2 separate regions of the Mus musculus genome follow, and region 2 is linked to region 1. Evidence: chromatin loops called from intact Hi-C (ENCODE). Cell type or tissue: gastrocnemius. All regions are shown on one strand. Links, peaks and the distances in the headings refer to the core of each region. The heading gives the core; the rest is flanking DNA. Region 1 has its middle 30 kb from the start of Pde2a. Region 2 has its middle 10 kb from the start of P2ry6.

The links. Peaks named below come from ENCODE experiments on the same cell type or tissue, not always from the same donor. Only the 100,000 strongest peaks of a DNase experiment are listed, where the experiment ranks them.
Region 2: a loop joins it to region 1, with 29 times the contacts of the local background. A loop is called at or near these places in 3 of 42 quality-filtered maps.

The regions. Positions count from the first base shown.
Region 1 is chr7:101,420,028-101,422,831 of GRCm38, reverse strand. It overlaps a transcript of Pde2a not described here. Among named protein-coding and RNA genes, the nearest start is that of Pde2a, 30 kb to the left of the region's middle. In gastrocnemius, for the core only: no CTCF peak of the experiment used is centred there; a DNase peak (open chromatin) is centred at 1,017.
Region 2 is chr7:100,973,033-100,975,836 of GRCm38, reverse strand. It overlaps a transcript of P2ry6 not described here. Among named protein-coding and RNA genes, the nearest start is that of P2ry6, 10 kb to the right of the region's middle. In gastrocnemius, for the core only: no CTCF peak of the experiment used is centred there; a DNase peak (open chromatin) is centred at 1,192; H3K4me3 peaks cover 838 bases.

The DNA of each region.
Region 1 (2,804 bases), core at 1-2,500:
CACTCAGACACAGGAAATACCCTACCACAGCCACACAACCCTACACAGCCTGCTTCACATCCAACCCAGGGACCCCAGAACCCTCAAGACCTCCACACCCAGGATGCCCCTTATATTCCACAGGTGTGTGCATGCGTGTGCGTGTGCACGCGTGCTCACACACACACACACATACACACACCAGCACCACTCCACCATCATCACCTGCTTGCCACCTTGGAACTTCTCACAGTGGCTCCTTCATACACTCATGCAGCTCCTGAACAAAGCGGGAGCGTCGAGGCTCTCACTACACTATCCTGGGACGGAGGCTTTGAGGTGAAAGTTGCATAAAGTAATGTCCCAAACCCTTAATTCCTGATTCTATGGAATGTATTGCCCTGATACTCTCTTGTTCTAGGATCACTCTTACTTATATGTATCCTTATTCTCTCCTATACACACACCCTAGACTCCTCTACACTCAGTCCTGGCAAAGATTGTCCTTCTCCATGGTGCTGAAGCACCACTCAGCCACCAGAGCTCCTAGAAACTCCTTGGCCAAACTCCTCACCCCACCCTAAGGATAGTTCAGGCTTCTCACCACCCATCCCCCAGCCAGGAGCCCTTCTTCAGGACCCCAGCTTCATCACCTCCTGGAAGGATGCCAGGCATCACTCCTCTATACAGAGACCCCTAACTAGGTTGCCGTCCTGCAGCCGTCCCCAGCAGGATTGAACCTCCCATGTGGCTGAGCTCCATGTCAACCCCAATTCCGAGAGGGACTCCCCAGACCCTGTCTGTGGTATCGTTCGCTGCTGCTTATCCAGCCCCCAAATCCCCTTGCTAGTACTCACGGCTCAGCCGGTCGCGCTGCCGGGTACTGCTGGCTCCTGCAGAGGATGGAGTGGCCGCATGCCTGCCCCATCACTCCTCATCATCTGCCTCCCCAGCCAGACTAAGGTGGCACCTCGCCCCGTCCCCCCTGTCCCCACTGCCCAGAGTTCTGACTGGGGCACTCCCAGCAGGCATAGGAACCAAGAGCAATGGCTGGTTCTTGACTCTGCCTGTACTCAACACACGATCCAGCTCTGCTGCCTGGGCTGCTCCGCCTGCCTCTCCGGCTGCTACTGCCTCTGCTGCTAGGCTGGCTCTGGGAGGAGGCTAGAGCAAGTCTGATAATGCAGAAGGGGGAGGGAGCGTGGAGGAGGAACAGAGAGAGGCCCAGACAGAGAGAGAGAGGAGGGAGGAGGGAAAAGACACACAGAGGGAGAGACTGAGAGATACACAGACACAGAGAGAAACATCTGAAGGGAGAGATAGCTGCATCTCAGAGAGATAAAGATGGAAACACAGAGACCAGAAAGGATGCAGAAACACAGCGTTCTCATAAGAACCAAGATGGGGTTGGGGACCCCAGGGACAGGAGGACACAACCCAGACTTTCGGAGGCCCCACCACAACATCCCTCAGGGTGGGAACACACACACCATTATCCTCAGAATCTGGGACGGCAAAGCCTCTTGCAGAACTAGCTGTCATCCCTTCTAGGCACTCTGGCTGTCTTTGTGTCGCGTCCTAGGGCAACCAGTGTGAGCTGCCTGTCACATAGCAGACTCAGCCTTGTCACAGAGTCTACCTTTGGTGACTGCTTCCCAGGGCCACTGTGGGAGCTGATGCCTGAACTACTAGGAGTTGTGAGTACCCAGGTGCTCCTCCCCCACCTTCAGTGGCCACAGGTTCTAGGCATGGGGGGGATCTGCATCCATAGCCTGTCCTCATGGAGGACTCTTCAGGTCAAAGCTTTAACCTAACAGAATGGGAGCACTGAGCAAAGGAACAGGTAGGCAGTTGTCTCAGTAGACAATTAATGTGCGTGGGAGAGAAAGTGCCACACCATGAAACAGGCGTGGTGGTGGGTGGGAGACTGTTAGGGTAAGGAAATGGAGCTCTGACTCTACCACTGATTTATTCATACGTTTGCAGACACCTGCCACTGGTCAGCCCCATCAGCTATGACTCAAACTGTTTCTTGCCCCTCTGCCCACCCTGACCCAAGCAGGAAGTTGCCAATGTTTCCAGTGGAGGGTCTTAGTTGTGTCTTTAAAGGCAGAAGGGAGAGCTAATCCAAGGAGATGCTATGGTGAGTCTCACGGGTGACCTCATCTCTTCAAATCATGGAGAGTGTGCCACCCCCCGCGCGCGCGCACACACACACACACACACACACACACACACACACACACACACACACGGCTCCAGGCAGAGAAGCCCCTGAGACTTAATGGAAACCTGACACAAGCTGAAGGACAGGAATGCGCCAGCTTGTGCACGCAGCCTATCCAAGCAGAGTATTCTAGACGCAGGAGGCCCATAGCCTCAGACGTGCCAGCCTTTGCTTCCCCTCTGGAACCCCAAAGATGGACCTGAAAATCACAGAAAGCTCTGGGGGAAATGCATCTCACTCAGAGGGAACAAGGATCAGGATGGTTCTAAGACAACTGAGCCAGTTCAGGAACTGGTGTCTTACTTAGCCTGGCACCTCCCTGCTCCAGGATTGTGAGCTGAGGTGCTCCCCAAGGTCTGGACCATGGCTGTCTCTCACAGCTCTCCCTCGGACTCAGAATCTGCTCACAGACCTGAGGGGCTGGTCAGTGGACCTGGGCCAGAAGAGTTCAAATGAGGGTGCCTCCTGGGTGTGGGTGCTCGAAGCCTTGACTGGCCCCCTTTCTGTTCTCCCACCTGGAAACGGTAGTGGTGGCTTCCTGCTCAGAAATCTCCTGGGAACAAGGTATTGTGCTCTGCTCCTTATCCAAATGCCAGCC
Region 2 (2,804 bases), core at 163-2,662, 450 kb after region 1:
CCCTGGTGACTCTGCTTGGACTCCAGATCAGAGACTGGAGGACCCTTTCCCCTAGCCAGATCTTCAGAGTCAGGAAGGAAGACGAGAAGGAAGGCCAGTGACCATCAGGAGGAACACAGACACTCAGGAGGAGCACCTGCTCTGTCAGACACTGTCCTGTTCTGCTGGGCTGACAGCCCCCATCTTCAGCATCCCTCCAAACACAATTCCTGCCGTTAGTCTGAGGCTCAGTTACCAGCTGGCCAGCCCTGAACAAGCTACAGTCTCGGGGCTTCTGTTTCATAGTCTATAAAATGGATCGGTAACTCCAAAGTCCTGGCTGTTCTGAGCACCAGGAAGCAGCTGCTTATGGTGTAGAAAATGTCACAAACCTGCTCTCAGGCTCTGGAGTCAAGTCTCAGGTCCGCCACTTACAAGCCATGTGACACTGGGTAAGTCACTTCACTTCTGTCTCAGCCTTCCCACTTTTAAAATAGGGGCCGTGGTACTTCTGGAATTGCTTTGAGAATTAAAAGCGCTAAAATAACTGCCCTGGGACTGAGGACGTAGCTCTGCGGGTAGAGTGTTTGACTAGCATGCACAAGGTCCTGGGTTGGATCCTCAGCACTGCATCAACCCGATGTAATCCCAGGAGGTAGAACGCGGAGGCAAGAGGATCAGGGGTTCTTGGGGACAGGTCAAGTTCGAGGTCAGCCAGGGACGCCTGAGACCCTGTCTCAAAATACAGACAGACAAAGAAGTAAATGATAAAATGGAAGCCCCTGATGCATAGTGGATAATTGCAAATTATACTAACCCTTCTCTCTCTCTCTCTCTCTCTCTCTCTCTCTCTCTCTCTCTCTCTCTCTCATACACACACCCCAGAGAGGGGAGGGAGGGAGTGGGAGAAGGAAGGAGTGGGAGGGGGAAGGAGAGAGAAACAAAGAGACAGAGACAGAGAAACCTGTAAAAAGGGAAACTGAGGCCAGGAAAGTGCTGGAGTAGCTAGGGGATCCAGGATTCAATCTAGCGACATGCTTCCACCCTCGGAGTCGTCCTCTGCAGCATGGCGTGGCGTGTTTAACAATCTATCGCCGCCTCCTTGTCCCACCAAGGGCAGGCAGCCCAGCCCTATCCAGGCTGGGCGGGACTCCAACGCTGGGTGCCAAGGCCACCGGGCCACCGCCGCTCCCCGGTCATCCTGCTTAGTACCGCAAGAAGCCTGGTACTCTTGGGACCAGAGCTGAAGCACCACCCACGATCCTTCATTTAAGTGGAGGGTTCGCTTCCCAGAGCCGCAGCCTTGATTCTGGACCCACGCGGGCTGGTGCTGCGCAGCGCAGGTGAGGGCGCAGGAAGGGCGGGACACGGAGGTGGCGGTGGAGGGGACCAAAGAGACTGGAAGTGTGGGAGCGGATACTGGGAGTGCAGGACCGGCCTGTCGTAAGCTCCTGGTTCCCCCCACCCCCAACCCCTCGGGGTGGATAGGGAAACAATCGCTTGGAGCCGACAGAGTGCAGAGTACTGGGTTTACTGTGTACAGATGGTGTGAGCGTGCCTGTGTGCCACAGTGACTTTGCCATGGAGTGCAGCCGGGTTCCACGGGGTGGGTACTGGTGCACCACAAGTGTGCACTACCTGTGCTCGGTGTGGGTTGTCGGGTACAGGATGCTTGGTGCTGAGCCAGATGATGGAAGGCAACCAGTATCTGTGTGTTGAGAGTATCTGTGAAAGCCTCCCTCCTCTTCTTTTCCTGCCCTCCTCTTCCTCTCCCAGAGCCGGGGTCTGTTGTAGCCCAGAGTGGCCCTGAACTCCTGATGATCCTCCCTCCACCCATCTCCCAAAACACTAGAATTACTGCTAGTGGCTGCTGAAAGTTTTTTCAGAAATCACAGATGACTCTTTAGTATCCAGGCTTTGGGAGAGTGCAAGCTCACTCACCCTGGATGTAGAGGAGGAAGAGTGTCAGAAGCCAGGCTCCCTGACCCTTCTATCTCCTACCCACTCCGATAAGCCAGGGACACTTCTCTGAAACCACATCCTTTATCTCCAAAGTTCCTATGGACTCCTTGCAACTGTTTCTGCGTTTGTTTTCCTGTGAAAGCGTTGGTCTGCAAAGTCTTCATCTCCAGGGCGGACTTAGGCTTGGCAGTCCACTGTGTTTATCCAGTGATGGGAGCCCTCCAGCCCCCACCCCCAACTGACTGCGAAGGGCTGAAGCAAGTGGCTTCCCAGTTAGGTATATATGGTGTGTGCTATAGGAGGGTGTCACTTTCAGTGCAAGGGAGAAAAGACCTGGACCTGGACCCACGGGACCCTGAGGGGTCATAGCAAAGGAGCTTCCAATAGCAGTCTAGGATGGCCAAGGGGTCCTTATCATTCCAGCCTGTTTCGGACCTCAGTTCTTGCAGGAATGGGGTTGGGCATAAGCATGCCCCTCAGTGCCTCAGTTCTTTTCCTTGTAGAATAGAGATATTAGTAGTAGTTGCCCTGTAGAGTTCCCGTGAGAACTGGCTCACTTCCTGTATATAAAGTGTTTGCACAATACCTGACACATTAAAATACAGGTGGTGTCAGAACATGATGACAGTAATAGAGGTCCCCACATGACTAGGTCCCCACACACCTCCAGGAACACTTCTCACAGTCATGGTTCTGGAGGGGTGAACATCTCAAAGCCCTCCAATTTGAGCAACTGTGGAGTGCCATTCCTGTCCCAAACTGTCATCTCAGCTGCTTTCTCAGCGACTTCCTGTCTCCTGGCAAGTCACAGGCTGAGATAGGCTAGGGATGGAGCGTGGGAGAGATGCTGAAGGAAAATGAGA